Regions from separate parts of the Homo sapiens genome. Here region 2 is linked to region 1. Evidence: chromatin loops called from intact Hi-C (ENCODE). Cell type or tissue: PC-3. All regions are shown on one strand. Links, peaks and the distances in the headings refer to the core of each region. The heading gives the core; the rest is flanking DNA.

What was found. Peaks named below come from ENCODE experiments on the same cell type or tissue, not always from the same donor. Only the 100,000 strongest peaks of a DNase experiment are listed, where the experiment ranks them.
Region 2: a loop joins it to region 1, with 5 times the contacts of the local background. A loop is called at or near these places in 2 of 110 quality-filtered maps.

Annotation. Positions count from the first base shown.
Region 1 is chr11:78,797,406-78,806,446 of GRCh38, reverse strand. It overlaps TENM4 (teneurin transmembrane protein 4), which reads left to right. Exons shown (of 34, transcript NM_001098816.3): 15 at 955-1,155. Among named protein-coding and RNA genes, the nearest start is that of NARS2, 230 kb to the right of the region's middle. RefSeq lists an enhancer at 3,868-4,369. In PC-3, for the core only: CTCF peaks have their summits at 4,720, 7,477 and 7,683 (motif pointing left); DNase peaks (open chromatin) are centred at 5,046 and 7,646; H3K4me3 peaks cover 491 bases; H3K27ac peaks cover 6,305 bases.
Region 2 is chr11:78,710,231-78,719,271 of GRCh38, reverse strand. It overlaps TENM4 (teneurin transmembrane protein 4), which reads left to right. Exons shown (of 34, transcript NM_001098816.3): 26 at 6,558-6,790. LOC124902724 (a long non-coding RNA gene) reads right to left here and starts at 5,512. Exons shown (of 3, transcript XR_007062800.1): 1 at 5,083-5,512; 2 at 3,220-3,473. RefSeq lists an enhancer at 2,944-4,143. In PC-3, for the core only: CTCF peaks have their summits at 3,149 and 3,360; DNase peaks (open chromatin) are centred at 3,471 and 4,501; H3K4me3 peaks cover 602 bases; H3K27ac peaks cover 2,131 bases.

The DNA of each region.
Region 1 (9,041 bases), core at 559-8,558:
GGGAGCACTAAAGGGCTGCCTGGCTGTGAGCCACCACTATGTGACTCACCTACCACATGAGGAGAAGCTGTGCAAAGTCAGCACATATTGAAGTGTTTGCCCTCAGGAAAGTGAATTTTTTTGTCTTTGTTTTGTTTGTTTGTTTTTTAGAGACAGAGTCTTGCTCACTGCCCAGGCTGGAGTGCAGTGGCACAATTATAGCTCATTGCAGCCTTGACCTCCTGGACTCAAGCAATCTTCCTGCCTCAGTCTCCCAAGTTGCTGGGACTACAGGCGTGTGCCACCATGCCTAGCTAATTTTTTTCATTTTTTTATTTTTTGTAGAGACAGGATCTCGCTGTGTTGCCCAGGCTGGTCTCAAACCCCTGGCCTCAAGCAATCCTCCCACCCCAACCTCCCAAAGTGCTGGGATTACAGGTGTGAGTCACCACACCTGGCCAGGAAAGTGAAGTTTGAAAGTTCATATCAATCTCAAGAATTTGGGGAAGATGATAAAATCTAATGGAATTTAATTAAAAATAAATTATCATTTAAATGAAGGAATCTATTTTAGTCTCATGCCTACAAAAATAAACCTGCATTATGAAGTGATAATAAAAGTTCATTCTATGAAGACTTATTAAACACCTCCTGTGTGCTAGGCAATGTTCTAGGAGGTGGAGATTCAGAAGTGAATGAAACAGAATCTAGTAGACATGAAGTGCTATGCTGATGCTTGAGACACATTTCTTACTTTGCCCCACAAACGAAGTGGTAGGGATTTCTACCTGGGTGGAGTTGGGAAGCCAGGTCTGCCATTTGCCGCAGTACTGCTCTCACCTTACTAAGTGACCTATGCATCCTTCTGCCAGAATGTATGAAGCCCCTTGGCCACAAAGCTAAGTAGTTTGCTTAAAGAAGCCTCACCTTTGCTGGTCAGATGCTTACCTATGTTCTCCTTCCTCCATCTCACAGTGGACTGCATGGACCCCACATGTTCAGGCCGGGGTGTCTGCGTGAGAGGCGAATGCCACTGCTCTGTGGGATGGGGAGGCACCAACTGCGAGACCCCCAGGGCCACATGCTTAGACCAGTGTTCAGGCCACGGAACCTTCCTCCCGGACACCGGGCTTTGCAGCTGTGACCCAAGCTGGACTGGACACGACTGTTCTATCGGTAAATGCAGGGGGAGAAGAAGCATGGGTAGAGGGAGGGGATTTCCACTGTGACATGGTCACCAATCACGTGACTGTTCCCAATCACGTAGCAATGCATTCCCCGTGCCTCTGAGTGCTTTTCCTCTTTCTCTGAACTCTAGCCTTCAACACCTCTACTCTTAGACAAAGAGAGGATTCAAAAATTACATCCTTACATCATTCCTTCCATAGTAGTGGCCCTGAGATTCAAAACTACCCCTTAACAATGGAGCTTATAATTACAGATGTGTTTCACCGAACTCTCATCTCATGTTAAGACATCATCCCTGGAGGCAAGGCCATAGGGAAAGTGTACCTAGGTAAGCTCTGTAGGGGTGGGCCTTATAGGATAAATGTCCCAGCCATCAAACCCTTCAGTTTCACCCATTTCTCAGAATGAAGTCCAAACTCAGTGTAGTGTTTAGGGTTCTTTGGGATCTGGCCCCCACCTGCCCTTCTAGCCAAATGCTCTGTTAGTCACTAAGCTCCATGAGGGTAGCAAACATGTCTTGTTCACCTCTGCAGCCCCAGGACTCAGCATGGCCTGACCCACAGCACCTGCTCAATAAATAATGATAAATGAATGCATGAACACATGATTGAATGTGTTCTTGATTGTGGCATTTGGTTCATCACAGGGTTTGTACATATAAGGTACAAAGGATAATTATGTTGGCACCCTTCTGTTTGAAAACACTATGATTTACAGGTCCTTTCAAAGTGAAGATTAAATGGGAACATACGTGAGTCACCTAGCACAGTATAGGTATATAGTGGGTTATGGTCACGTCTCATCTCTCATTTAATCTGCACAAAAACCCTACAAGAAAGCTGTCAGCTATCCATGTTTTACCAATTTACATAATACTTTAAACAGCAAATACTTACTGAGCCCCTACAGTATACCAGGCACTCTTCTAATCAGAGAGGATGGAGACCAAAGAGCCCCTGCCTTCGTAGAGTGTGCATTCTGGGAAAGGGGAGGGGAACAACAACAACAAAATGGAGATAAGTGAACTGATAAAGAAGCTAAGGCTTGGAAAAATTTTAAGTGATCCTGCCCAGGGACAAAAAGCTAAAAAGTGATAGCATCTCCAGCTATGCTTTTTTACTCAAAATCATTTTCCTCGGCACTCCACGCTGTTTAAACAAAGTGAGTATCAGATTAGCTCATTATGTTGTGTATTAACAGTTCTGGTTGTGACCAAGAAAGATGGCTGAGACCTTTGGCAAAAATGAGATCCATGTAGCATTCATGCCTTTGGGATACTTTGAATTACCTTTCCCTGTTGAATAGAGAATTGATGTTCAATACACAGTCTAAATTGGACTTTTATCCTTGTTTGCAAAGCTCATGTAAAGGCATGATTGTAAGCACAGATGTGCAGGGTCTTAGGAATAATTCTTTTTATATAGCTCTGTTTATAGCGATATAATAAATGGTCCTCTTAAAGCTACGCTGGCTTGCATTGTTCATTATGTGGCCACAAAGCTAATTTATGATAGGTATATAACTGCGTCTTGCACTGTTAATCCCTGATGAAACCCCACAGCCTCTGAGGAGGTACGTATAACTTTGGATGAGATTACTAAGTATTCTTTAGTTAGCTCAGTAAACGGAAACAACCGAACTATTAGAAGGGACTTTGAATAGAATTATGAGATCTCCCTTTCCTCAGTCCTGGCTATACCACTCCCCGTAACTGGTGTCAAACACGTATCTGTCCTCATGTGCAAAGGCAAGAGAGAACCATGTGATGAGGAAAGTCCCTGAGTCAGACAGACCTGGGTTCAAATCTTTTTTTGGGGGTTTCAAATCTTGGCCCTGCTACTTACTAATTATAATTTTGGGCAAGTTACTTTACCCTTTGAAGCTATAAAATGGAGATAATGATAGTACCTACCTTCTGGAGTTATAGTGAGAATTATTTAAGAAAATGAAAGGCTGGGCACAGTGGCTCACGCCTGTAATCCCAGCACTTTGGGAGGCCGAGGTGGGTAGATCATGATGTCAAGGAGTTCAAGACCAGCCTGGCCAAGATGGTGAAACCCCGTCTCCACTAAAACTACAAAAATTAGCCGGGCGCAATGACAAGCATCTGTAATCCCAGCTACTCAGGAGGCTGAGGCGGAGAATCTCTTGAACCCGGATGGCAGAGGTTGCAGTGAGCTGAGATCGTGCCACTGTACTCCAGCCTGGGCAACAGAGTGAGACTCCATCTCAAAAAAAAAAAAAGAAAAGAAAAAAAGATTTGGCCCATTATATGAGCTCAATAGTTGTTAGCTGTTGTTATGATGATGATTAAAACACTCATTGGTAGAGCACTTGATATTAACAAAGACATTTGATTATAAGATGGAAGATGAAATCCCTTTCAGAAATATAGATTCTAATTTTTAAATCTCTATCCTATAAATGACTAGAAGGGTCTCATGATTGCCACAAGGCCAGGAATATAAAAGGCAGCTTTAAAAGTATTGTAATAGTGAAAACAATTGGCGTTTGTTGAGTGTCCCATAGCATACAAAGATGTTTCACATGGCAACACACACCCTGCGCAACAGCAGCCCTGTGAGGTTGGGATGACAGGTACGGTATTGCCCCTGTTCCTGTGATGAGGCTAGAGGAGTGGCCGTGACTTGCATGAGCCATGCTGGTGAGGGAGGAAGCTGGGAGTCAAGGCTTGGCCCCACGCTGGGGCAGCCTGCTTTCCAGCACTCTCCACAGGCCACGTTCCTCCTCAGCTGTCACTTCACCTCTGGAAGCTGGTTTGAAGGAGAATGAGGGCATTTCAACTGTTCTCTCTCCTCAGCCCCTGCTGTGCAGGAACTGCTGGCCTGGGTTCCACCCTGCTTCTGCCACATGTTAACCATGCGACCTTGGCAAGAAAGCTCACTTTTCTTGACTTCAGTTTCCTTATCTGAAAAATGGAGATAGTAATAGTACCTGCCTCAGCGGGTTATGTAATCATTAAAGTACATCGTTTTGGTATGCACGTAGAACAGTGTCCGTCATACAGTAAGCACTTAATGTCTTTCTACCACCTCCCTTCCAAGGGCACTTTCATTGAGTGAAAGCTGTTTTAAAGCTATTGAGTTTTTGCAGTGAAGCTATGCAAGGAATGCCTCGTTGCCTGGATTCACTAGAGCCAAGAAACTATCTTTCTGTTTAGGGAGTTAGCTACAGGGCAGCAGAACAGGCACTGGGCTTTTTGGGGGAAGAGTTGCTCCCCACTCGTTGAATGGCTTCATCATGTGGCTTAACCCTCTAACCCTTAATTTTCCCTTAGGTAAAATTACTTTATGGAATCACTGTGAGGATTAGGTGAGGAAATTTGGGCAAAGTAGTTCTTGTAGTATCTGGCACAGCTCACACCCTAGACAAACGGTAGCTCAAGTCATCTTGCTTATGCTGCTTGCTGCCTGGCATGGCAGAGCTGGCACAGACACTGCCCAGTCCCTCCCATCAGGAGCTGCAGGCCAAAGGACAAATCCCAAGTGATCCTTGCACCATCAGCATTGGTTCTGGGTTCTTGGGTTGGTAGAGATGGGCCCCTGCTGCCTGCTGCCTCCTAGGAGGGAACACTGTCTATTCCCTGAGATGAGTGTCTTGCTGTTTGGCACCAAGAACAGGATTTAATGAAAGCAGCTTAAATCAACATGCCCTGCACTCAACAACCAGCCCTGTATTGAAATGTGAGCTGACAAGTTCCTCAGCACTTTGGTTAGGTTTGTGGAAACAGTGAAGTCAGATTTTATACAAGTGTTTACTCAGTTCCCTGGCTTCCTGGCAACTTGGCTTCCAGTCTCGTCTCAGAAATTCCTCTTTCAGTCCAGCCTCATGCATGTGGTCTTCCTTCCTGATAAATCACACGACATAACTGTTGCAACAGATTCTTATGCCCCAGAAGAGCACAGGACATAGGCCCCAGTGGGACTTCACTTCCTGAGTCACTTGTGAGGATGATACTGATCATGGTGGTGGTAGTGATGGTGGGGGAGGTGGCTACTGCTGTTGCTGTTAAACAGATAGAAAAGAGTTGGAAGCGGGGAATGACTGGCCCTAAGTGACTCAGCTTACCTGAGGCAGTTTGAATTAAATCCAGGCCCTTTGTTCCCAAGTCCTCAGCTCTTGCCTCATGCCCCCTTTCTATCCAAAGAGGTGTTCATGTTGCCATTCTTATCTCTCTTTCTGACAAGCCACAGGATAGAGTAACAAAGAGCCATCCATTTCTTAGTATTTAGCATGTACCAGGCACTGAACTAAGTCCTTTACAACCTTATCTTAGCTAAGGTTCATAAGAACCCTGGGAAGGAAGTATTACTAGTATTACCATTTCCAGATAAGGAAACTGAAGCTCAGAAAGATTAAATTACATACTGGCATCCCTTTTCTCCCCCAACCCTCACCCGACTCATAAGTGGCGGAGTCCAGATTCAAACCACATCTGGCTCCAAGGTCTCTCCTAAACACTATGTTATATTGACTGATGTATTCTAATCAATCTCTCTCTCTCTCTCTCTCTCTCTCTCTCCCCTGTGAACTCTGTGAGGTCAGGGCCTATAAGTATCCCTAGCATAGGGACAAACATACATTAGGTTCTTGGTGATTATTGCATGAATGACTTAACCAGTGAATAGTCAAAGAAAGAAAAAGAGCCCCCTGGAAACACAGGGAAGAGAGGGGCTGCAGCCGAAAGCTCTGTCCAGGAAGATCCCAGCACACTACCCGACAGCGAACCTAATCCCTTCTCTCAGGACTCCACCTCCTCCCCACCTCCTCATAAACCCCTTCCCTCCCACTCCCCACACAGTGTGCTGGGCTAACACCAAATCTCTGTGCTCCTTGTCTGTCACTTCCCAGACCTAGATCATGTTAGTTTCATGCGCAGTGCCAGCCAGCCAGAAGCCCTCCTGGACAAGAGCTGGCATCATTTCACCTCCTTCAAGCCATCTTCCCTAGGGAGCAGGCCTGCTGGGCTGAATGCCTCATCAACTTTTGCATAAAGTGGGTACACTCAGCAGCACTGCTGAGCAGAACAACTCCTCCCATCTCCCCTTCCTTGTGCTTTAGTTGGCTTTTCACCCTCTTGGCTCAGAGCTGTCTCAGAAAAGGGAAAGAATTTAATCTCTTTGAGATGGTCCTTAGAATTGGAAAGGCTCACCTTTCTTTCAGAGCTTAATGGCTTCTAAAGATTTTAGCCTCTGTGGCATTTTCCATGGTACGCTTTCAAAAGCCATCCCTTAGACTCATCATTTGTCCCTGTTGGTTCTCCCTCAGGTCTTCCTTCCCCACCCTTACCCCCATAGCCTCTCTCCTCAGCCTCATAAATTTATTCCTCATTTCCACTGCTATATGAGCTCTCTCCAGTCTTGTCTCCCATAAATGACTTTTATTTGAGAGGGCCCTCTCCCTATATTTTATTCCTTAGGGTTGCTGGCTCACAGAAGCAATACATGGCAGAGATTTTGCCTGTAAAATGCTCATGCTGCGGGTTTATGATTCTTATCATTTGATTGCAATTGAGTTTTGTGGAATAACAGGTGGAGATGTTTTAGAGATTCAGTGGCACAGGTTTGGAGGTAACACGTGCAGTCAGCAAGAATTGCATGAAATTTGGAGTAGGACCAGGCTAGATTTTCAACACTAAGCTTAAGCATAGACTATGGCTAATGACACCTGCCTTGCAGGGTTGTTTTCCAAATCAGATTTCACATGTATATGGTGGCTGCATTCAGTAAGCAGTCAATAAATGAAGTAGTTTTATATAGTTTTAGAATGCATGATTAGATTTAAGTTATCCAAACAGTCCTTAGACTCTAACAAGTGTAATTCTTAGGACAGTTTATACAGTGAAGGTTTGGAGCCAGAAGGCCTGGACCTGAATCTGTGTAACCGTAAACAACTCACTTGCTCTCTCAGAGGCGCAGTTTCCTTGCAGTTTCTGAATCTCTCTACCATCCCCTTTCCCCAGCCCCAACACTGGTCATTGACTCTAGATGAAGAGTCATTATCTAGATCATTGTCTAGATGAAGAGTCAGATAAAAGCTGACACATTAACCCCAAACAACTAGGTCAGTGGCCCACAGCACAAGGGAGTTAGGGTCAGCCTCCTCTCAGCATCACAAGCTTCCTGAGGTCCATTCCAGAGAAGAGCACAACCTCCTCAGAGAGAGCACCCCACAGTAGCTCCAGACCTGCTCCCACGCTGACACATTCACTGCATTCATTCACTGAATCTTTCTGGCCTATCCTGTGTGCTGGGCATTCACTGTTTTAGGCACCGAGGATCAGACAGCCCCACAGCCTGGTCAGGAAATGAGACGCCTAATTATTCAGCATGAGCAGAGCTCTGATTGTTGTGTGTACAGTAGGGTTTGGGAGCACAAAAGCAGAAGCAGTGAACTTGGCCAGTAATGGGATGGGAGAGGAAATGGAGAAGGTTGTCACCAGCCAGAGATCTGTGAGCCAGACCCTGAAAGGGGACTGAAGGGAGGCCCCCTGGTGGCCAAGGAGGAGAGGGCAGTGCAGGCCAAGGGAACAGCGTGTGCACAAGTAGAGAGCATGCATGATCAGCTGGACAGTCGCGGCTCAGTCCAGCTGGAGATAGAAGCTGCAGGGGTGGGTGGCAGGAAAGAAGGCCAGAGGTAGGCAGGATCCAAACCTCGGAGCCCGCTGAATGCTGTGCCGAAAATCTTGGCTTAAAATAATTGTCAATGAACATTGACTGTTGCCCTTTCAGACTCCACATCAGATCTCTTTCTTTGGCTCTCTCAACTCAATCTGGCCTAGATTCTACCTTAACACAGTGGAACCCTCCAGAATTCACACTCAGATCCTCTAAGCTTTCAGTTTATTCTCTATTAATCTCCTCCCCTACCCAAAGGGAAAGAGAATCACAAAGCATAAATAATAACAATAACGACTAGATGGATATGGCGCTGAAAAGCCCTGTTATCAAATTAGGTCACAATCGACAGCAAAATAAACTCAATGCTTTAACAAAAATAAGCTTAAAGTAGCAACCGGGTTAAAATAATTAAAGCTCTAAACATAGCAGTTGCACTAGAGCTAAATTCAATTTTATTTACGAGGCAAAATATAATTACATTTAAATTTGAGGGAACAGAATTTAATTCTTATTAATGACAGAAAGACTGAGTGAGATGCTTTAATGCCAGAGAAATTGTCTTATGTTCATGGATGGGAGAGAAAATTAGATTCAGCATTGAGCATTCTCCCCTGTTACAAGTCTCATTTGTGTAGCTAGAATTGTTCCTTCTCTGAGAAGCATTAGCTTCTCAGTCCAGAAAGCACAGCACCAACATCCAATTAAACATCAAAAGGAAACAATCAAGTTAGGCTATTTCTGTATAGGCATGTTATAGGAGGGGAAACTCAAGGTTAGAATCTCTCCAGAGGAATAATATCCATTGAGACTTGACATTTCCTGTACCCCTTCCCAACAGCAAGTGATAGCCTGAAATCAAAGTTCAGAATAATAAATATCCAGGAGATTGACAGTGGCATAGAGAGGAAGGGAAGTGTCAGAGGGCGGCACGGAAGAGCCTCCCAGTTGCCTGGGAGGTAGTGTGGCGGTTTAGACACAATGAGATGGTCAGTTCCTAACATTTAATCAAAGACTGGAAAATTGGGCCCAGACAAGCATGCTGCTAAATACTGCCAGAGTTAAAGGTTGATAAACCAAGAGCTGGCAGATTTGTAATTTAGTAGAATTTCCCCTGACAGCCCTGGAACGTTTTCTATCAGAATTGGATCTCTTCAGTATGCAAATATAAGCCCTTCTGAAATTGGGCTTCAGAATGAAGTTTCTATTTGGATGCCCAAGCTGATATCTTGTACA
Region 2 (9,041 bases), core at 269-8,268, 87 kb after region 1:
GATTACATCAGTAGACAGATGAGAAAACTGAAGCTCCCCAATTATGTGGCCTTGAAAAAATTCCTTCATCTCTCTAAGCTTTAGTTTCTAACATAAGGTTAATAAAATCTCCCTTGGAGTCTTGTTGTAATGATCACAGAAGATATTTGTAAACTATTCAGTACTTTTAGGCACAGGGAGGAGCTCCAGAAATAGTAGTAGTAGTAATAATAATGATAACATCCTATAGAGTTAACAGTATTATAATTTATTATCATAACAATTATTATTATATGATAATTATGATGTCTCCATCTTCCCCAAAAAGGAATTAAATCCTCTTACACCCAAAGGCACATGTATTAAAGTAAATCAAAGAGAAATTGGTAACAAAAAAGGAGGAAACATATATGTGATTATTTATTGATTAAGCTCTGAGCTTCCTGGCAGCCAGTGTAAATAAGAAAACATAATTATTTTCATACTTTATGGCATCAGAAATTGAAAACATGCCCATTTCTCAGAAGAGAACATTTTTTTCCTGACACTGAAATCTGAGATTTTCAATGAGATTTGTATGGATGATACTGAACTATGTAATGACCCATGCCTTCAACTTCAGTTGTACAGAAAACACAGAAGTACATTTCACATGCAGGTCTTGGATTAAAGCCTAGCATTTAATGTTGAAACATTCAGTTAGTGGTGGCGGCTGCAAAGGACACAGCCATGACCCAGGGGGACATAGCTGGGAAGAGTCAGAAGGCCAGGTGCTGTCCAGCCCTGCTGCACATTCACCATATGGCCTTGGGCTGGTTACCTGGCGTTTCTGGTTTCCAGTCTCATGTATAAACTGAAAGAGTTTGTGGTTTGGGAACATTTTGTTTCTGATGTTCAGTGATCTTTTTATATATTCATGGTATGACTTTAAACCCTTCGTCAATTAATTGTTTTCTTCGGTACTAAAAACTTTCTAAGATGAACCAAAGTAGAAAGGAAAAAATGAATCACTTTCTGCCTTGCAGTTTTCTAAAGACAACCAGAAGACAGAGAGCCTGGGTTCAGCTCTGATATTAACTGCCACCTGGATATTGGCAAATCTCTTCCTCTCTCTGGGCTTCAGTGTCCCCATCAGTAAATGTTGGAGATGGATTTTAAAAATTATAGAGTTGTATCTCTTCCTCCATTAACTGTCCCAGCCACTCCCAGTAATATGTCTGGCCCCATGACTGGCAACTGTAGGCTGTGTGTGTGCTTCCCCGGAGCAGACTCATGTCTGCCTTTTGCTTTTCCAGCCTCAGTGCCAGCCTGCTGTGTCGGGCATGCTCAGTACAGAAACCCATAATCCATGGGGCATCTTCCTCTACAGACTCCTTCAGGAAATAAGCATCTTTGCCTCGTCCCAGAGCTCTTCCCCAGGGTCATGGAAGATGTTTGAAGCCTTTTCTTCAGAAGTACATTTGAACTCCAGTGTCCATCAAACCCAGATACACATATTATATTAACTCAGAGCCCTTAATTGTCCCGGGAAATAGGTTGAGCAGGACAAAATAAAGTCTGACATACTTAGTGTTTCCACTGTGCACCAAATCTTCTAGTAGTTTCTAAAGGAACCAGCTTTGCTTAAAAGCTGCCATTTATTGGGTATTTTATTTTTTAGTGGAACAGGCACTATGCTCAGAGGTTTATATTCTTCATGCAATTTTGTCCTCAAAATAATCCTTTGAAATAGGTGTGACTATCCCCATTTCTCAGCTTCAGAAAACTGAGGCTATAGAAGTGATGTGACCAGGGTCACTTAGCCAAGTGGATGGTAGAACTGGTATTTGAACCCTTGACTGTGTGGCTCCAACACTCAACCTCTTCCCACTGGTTCTGAGAACCAGGGAATCAAATTCTGCCAGGGCTGCCAACTGCTGTCATTGAAGGACACTCCTTTGCATGAGGCAGACCTTACTTAGAGACAAAGAGAATTCTCACTCACAAGGAAGTGAGCCTGTATGTCCCTACAGACTCCTAGGTTCCCAGCTCCTACTGGGAAATTCCAAACACCATCCAGAATGAGGGCAGAGTGAAGCTTGGCTTCAGCTCATTAACTTCAGGAATGGTACCCTGAAGGCCTCTTGATTTTACATCACTTCCAGAGAAACTAAGGTTATGTTTGAGGAACTGGAAGAGAATGTGGGTCCTTAGAGACTTCTACAGCAAACTGAAAATGAAGCTGTGATCTTACTCTGTGTCCAGCCCTGCTCAGGATACTGGGCATCAGAATTGAATCAGAATCAGACATGGTCCGTTTCCAGGAAATGCTCCCTGTCCACACAGCCAGGCCTGAGGCCTCCACTGAAGGCCGTCTTCCGTCTCATGCTCTGAGACATTTATGATTTGTAGAGTATTCTAAGGCCTTGCTGCTCAAAATACAGACAAGCAACACTGGCCTGCTCTGGGGATTGTTAGAAATGTGGACTCTCAAGTTCCCCGCCCCAGAGCTACAGAATTGAAATGTGCATTTTAGCAAGGGCTCCAGGTGGCACATTAAAGTTGAAAAAGAACTGCTCGAAGGCCATGGTTCCCAAATCTGGCTGTGCCTCCAAGTCACTTGGAGAGATCTCAAAGGTATAGATGCCCACACCCTTCAATCATTATGGGTAGGGCTATTTTTAAATCTCTCCAGGCCATTCTGATGTGTAGCCATGTTTGAGAACCATCACTCTAAGATTGTTAGCAGTGAGCGTTTCCTATGTATACTCCAGCCAGGGAGGCTGATTCAGCAGAACTTTCTGGAGTACTTATTCTGCATCAGCCCAGTTCAAAGCCGCAGAGACTGGTAATCAGTCCCTCCTCTTGAGGAGTTCAAGGTTTCATCCAAAAGACAGACAATTAAACAGAAAAGTTTAATTGGTGCTACAGATACTAAAAGTATAAACTTTGTAAGCTCTAGTGGAGACACAATGAAGGAAGAGGCCAGTTCTACCAGTGGGGAAGAAGAGGGGGTTCAGGAATGGGATTACAGATAAGCTGAACCTCAGAAGATGAGCAGGTACTCCCAGGTGAATATGGGCAGAGGAACCTTTTAGATCCTGGGCAGCAGGGTGGGGAAGTAGAAAGAACACAGACTTTGGAGTCAAGCAGAACTCGGTTGGAATTTCATCCTGCCACTTAGGAATCTGTGGTCCCAGTCAAGTCACTTCACCTCTTCCAGTCTCAGTTTTCTGAAATATAAGGGAGGAAAGTACCTACCTTATATGGTAGTTGTGAAGAAAATGAGGTCATGTGTGCATCAAGTGCTAGCGCAGTGTCTGGGACAGAATGGGCATCCCTAGGTGGTCACAGATGCATTCTTATCAGTGGTAGTCATCTCTGCAGCTCTGTTCTGCAGACAGGTGGCGCTGCAGCCTGGTGGAGTCTAGATGGGCATCATAGATGCAGCTGCAGCTCCCAGGGCCAGGTGGCAGGAGGACGAAATGAGCTGAATGTTCAGAGAGCTCTGCAAACTAGAAAGGGCTGTTGAGATGTATAATTTCATTTGATCCCAACGACAAGCCTGTGAGCCTAGCCGAGCAGGGACTTAGTCATTCGACAGCTAAGGGACCTACGATTTGAACTATTTAGGTGACTCACCTAAATGAGAGCCTACACCTTCTAAGCTCAAAGCTAGTTGTTGTTTTCCCTATGCTTAACTTACCAGCAGACCTCAGATTTGTCCTTGGGCTGAAAGATGCAGCCACAGCTCTTACGGACTCTGGGATAATCCTGCCAATGCCACCCTGTCCTGGAATTGACTGATCTGAGAAACTCCACATGAGTGACACTTCTCTGGAGCAGTGCAGGGAGACAGGAGCTGGAAACTCAGGGGGCTAATCTAAGTGGACAGGGCCCCCTCACCATACCCCCTCAGGGACCCTTTTCTGCCGAGGTAAATAGCACCAGTTTATCATGAGTGATGTGCAAAGAAATGAAAAAAATCACCCCGCCTCAGAGCTGTCATCAGAAAAGCAGAAAGATCAAGGCTGCCCCAGGATTACACAGTAGGATCTAAGGTCACCGCCTTTTATGTAGCCAGAATTGATGTCATCTGGGAAGCTTAAATCTGTGCTACATTATAGGGTAAGTCTCAGGGGACATTTCAAAATAGACAGGATACCTGTCCTGTTTACTGCTAACCCCAGAAGAGAAGTAAAAGAAGAGCTAAATAATGCGAATGCAAACACTACCTAAGTAATCTAAAAATAGACATGCCATCTACTTAAAACAAGTGGCTGCCATGGGCTAGAAGGCACGAAGCAGAACATTGGAAAAACAAAAACGAACAAAATCCAGTCTCTTCCCTTCAAGTATTGACGATTGGGTTTTGGAGGCACACACATAAATGAACAGTCACAGCATTATGTCCTATCGTCCAGCAATGAATGGATGCAAATCTCCATGCACGGGGAGAAGGCTGGGGAAGGTTTGCAGAGGAGGGAGCATTTGAACTGACAGGTGAAGGGTGAGTAGGAAAGGGAGGGGCGGGGCACACTGCAGAGCAGGAGCAGCAGGTGCAGGCAGACTTGAGGCATGCTGCAGGGACAGGTCTGTGGCCAGGTGTAGGGAGGATGGGAGGGGAGGGAGGATGGGAGGGTGGAGCAGCACAGCAGAAAGCTGGGATTTGTGCAGGGGCAGGGAGCTCATACCTTCTCTGTAAGAATTAAGGAATCCTTGAAGGGAAAGCATTGAAATGGCAGGTTGGTATTTGGGTTAGATCAAGAATGGCTTGAAGAGGACCCAGGCTACAGGCGGAGAGACCTCCCCTTGGTTCGAGAAGGATTAAAGAGGAAGGACAGTTGGAGAAAATCATATCAGGTTAGTTGAATTCAGGGAGAGAAAACCAAAGAAGGAAAGCATTGGATCTGGATGCCTGGCCCCTTTCGAGGTAGCCAGTCCCCAAGGACACTGTCCAAGGCAAGAGACATTTATAATGACAAACCTGCCAGGGCCAGATTAAGACCTTCAGTGACTTACATACTGAAAAGATTATGGTGCCCCAGCCTTCATAGGGAATTCAAAAAACACAAATCTGTAAAATAAAATTTTGCTTTTCAAAAGGACCCCAAACTTACATACCTGATAAATGCAAAATAGCTTCTTTCTAGACTTTTCAAATTCTCTTGCTTTCATCTTGAAGGGGGTCTGCAGTGCTCTGGCCCTGCTGGTGCTCTCATCACTGCTCAGTCTGTCCCGAGTCTCTTAGCACAGTTTATGCCTCACTGTGCAATGAAAATGGCCAGCACCAGACCATCCGGTCCAAACAGAGCTTCCTTTGAATCAAAATACCTTCCGGAGACTTGGAAGGGGCTGCCAATATTGAGATGCAGTTTTAGGGCCCGGCAAATGTTCAGACCATGCACAGGAACTTAAAATTAGCTTCTCAGAAGCACCAAGTTCAACTCCGATGTGCCCTAGACTTGAAAGAAATTGTATGTCAGTACCAGGGGGTAAAAAAATTCAGTCTTAATAAGAGATATCTACTACGTAGTCATCTCCAAGTGCAAGAAGAGACACAATCATTGGTAATTAAAATAATAATTATTATTGAGCATCTACTACACTATGCTACTTTGCATTTTTTATTTTATCTCTGGTTTCCCCAATATACTAGCAAGGTAGCTGTTAACACCCCTATTTTGCACATAAGGACTATTCGAGGCTCAGGAGGTCGGGTAACTTGCCCAAGTTTCAGAACCAGGAAATTACGGAGCTAGACTTGGAACCCAGACTGTTCTGATTGCAAATCCTGTGCCGTTTCCTCACCCTGTGGCTAGAGGCAGTGCTTTGTCTCCCCAAGGCATCTCTGCAGTCAAGCTTCTCTCTCTGTTGGCACAGCCTGATCTTTATAACTGTTTTCCAGAAACAGAACCATCATTAGCACTGCTCTTCTGTGTTGCTTATTTTTTTTCCTTGGGTTTCACTGCAAATTACAAACTAATCCTGCAGTTCACTTATATCTGACTGCCAGAGGGAGACTCCTGGGCTCCTGATAAGTGTAACATGAGTATCCACTGAAGACGGTGTTGATGCTGCTGACCGGGAGTCAGAGCCAGCCAGGGTTTCATCCATCAGTCCCAAGATGGAGATGAGGGACTGCTGTAAAGATCCTGTGGAAAAGGGCTTGTGTTTTTGAACTCTTGAAGTGTTTTTTTAAAGTCAAGAGCATCCATCCTTCTAGCTTGAATGAACGGGACACCAGTGGTAGGCCTCAGTGATCATCTTCTTAAGAAAACGTGTATTTAGCACCTGATACAAACATGGCACTGAGCTGGTCATCTTAATCATTTCATCTTGAAGGGGTTTTTGCAAGAATAGTGCAAGGGGTTCTTGCAAGAATTGCAAGGGGTTTTTGCAAGAATAGTGGGTGGGAAGGATAGTTAAGCCAATGACTGAGGTCAGAAAAATTGGGGAACCATCACCCAAAATAGGGGCATCATCCCCATAAGATATTTTTGCTTGGATTCTAAAGGGCCAGGGGTTCATCTGTACATCTCCAGCTACTCATAGGAAGAAGAAAATGCTCACCAGTTGGCCATGTCTTTGTTTTCTAGTCACAGTCCAGCACACAAATACTACCTGGCCACAGACCCCATGAGTGGGGCCGTCTTCCTTTCTGACAGCAACAGCCGGCGGGTCTTTAAAATCAAGTCCACTGTGGTGGTGAAGGACCTTGTCAAGAACTCTGAGGTGGTTGCGGGGACAGGTGACCAGTGCCTCCCCTTTGATGACACTCGCTGCGGGGATGGTGGGAAGGCCACAGAAGCCACACTCACCAATCCCAGGGGTAAGGCCTTGCCTTAGAGACATTGTCAATAACATTTATTGGGGTATTTTCCTTTTCAGAAAAACATGCATGATTAATATTGCAAAAATTTTTGGAAAATACCAAGAAATATATGGAGGATGGTAAAAACTGTGATAATTCCACCTGCCAGAAATACTCCCAGTTAACATTTCCTGTCTTCTCTCCTAGTCTTTTTTCAAAGTGTTTGTGTGTATGTAGTGTTTACTAAAAACAAACAAAATGAGATCACATTAAGCAAACTGCTTTTTTTCCCTAAATGCTAGATCATTAACATTTCTCCATGTCATTAAATTGTTTCTGTGTACTCATTTTTAATGACTATATAGTTTTCCAGCAAATGGATGTCCCAGTCCTCTACTATTGGACATATATGCTGTCTCTCATGTTATTGTTACACAAAAACATTTTAGTGTATCGTGTTTTCATATGTTCATATGCTATCGGGTGGGTTAACTGTAGGTCTCAATTCTGAGTCCCTCAAAAAGTTGAACCTCTAAATGCCCACAATCACAATTTGTTATTCGCTTATTCAGCAAATATTCAAGTACATAGAGTGGTTGCATAGATAAGTTTGTTGCAGCAGAATAAATAAGACTTGAGTGTGAATCACTGTGACATGGGTGAGAGGAAGAGGTGCTCTCTGAGAGGCAAGAAGAAAGAGCTGTTCATGGGGGTTTAGAGCCAAGAGAGACCCCTGTGCCTTGGAGACTGGGAAAGCTTTTTGGAGAAGCCATCATTATCCACACTCAGTGGAGTGTTCACTGTGTTGCAACCCTATAGCCAGTGATTTACAGTGTCTCAGCCCCAGGATCCTCACTGATAGAATGGGGGTAATAATGCCATCCGTGTCTACCTCCTAGGTTTATTCTGATGGTCAAAATTAATATGTTTAATAATAACCTGTAGAAACATTCTAAGTGATTGTATTATTAAATAATCCCAGATTTCAGGGCCTAGTTTCAAATCAAAGCAGGAGATTCTAGTGAAATCAGGCATTCAAATTCAGACTTTGTCATCTACAGCTGAGTGACTTTGGGCAAATCATTGAAGTTCTCTGAGCCTCATTTTCCTTATCTGTGTAATAGGGATATGCTGCACAGTTGTGGTACAGATTGAATATTAGGAATGTAAATGCTTAGCGCAGTAGTACCCCGCACATGGTAAACATCCCATAAACGATGATTCCTATTATTGTTGTTCTATTATATCACATCACATCATATCAAGTCACATTGTCTCTACCACATACCTGGAGTGTCAGGTGGTAGTTGTGTGGGGTAAATATTGTATCAACAAAGGCTAATCCCGCCTAATTATGATTTTCAAATACTGAGAGAGTAGCCAGGAGTGGAAAGAACACTAGGCTTGCACTTAGAAGTCCTATATGGTTTTCCTCTGCTACTGGCTGGCCCTGGGACCTCCTCCTCTGGGCCTCAGTTTCCCCATTGGTCAATTAATGAACAGGTTGGGCTAAATAATCCCCAAGACCCTTTGCAGCCACAACATTCTACTCTCTTAGGTTTAAAACAGTTTTTTCTAAGAATTTTTATTCCCTCCAGGGCTTTTCAGTTGTTCTCCACACATGTGTGTTCTCTTCCCCGCCCTCGTGGCCCCCCACCCTCACACAGATGAAGCGGCAGTGCATTTACCCAAAAGCCTATGATTAACCCACATAGAAATGACAAGGGTGCCACGATATGCAGGCACTTTGCAGCAGGGAGGAGAAAAGATGTCCGTCTATTTAACACAACAAAAGGAGAAAAATTAGGTAATTAATCAGGGGACAGATCACTTCTATTAGCCTGTGCAGCCAACTCTGTAAACAAGAAACCCAACTATTCATGGAGCACTCATCAGTCCAAACAGATGGAAGAGAAAGATGGGGCATAGCTAGGCAGACAAGAAAACGCCTGTCTTGGCACTTACAGAATGAAATTAATGTACATTCACGACAGGACCATGAGAAAGGCTTCCCAGCCTTGAGGCTGCCTGGTCCTCTGTGTGAAATCACTCTCCAGCCTGACCAGCCTAAGAAGGAACAGTTGGTGCTCCAGCAGGTTCTCAGCACTCAGAGGCCCCTGGGCATCTTAAAGCACCCTGCTGGCCAGTGAGAGACACGTGGGTCCCCGGAGCAAAGGCCTTGAAACTCACAAAGTGCCAGCCACTTTCTCATTTTTACAATGGTCATTAATAATTATTGAGGGCTAGTTACTACAAGTCAGATGTTAGA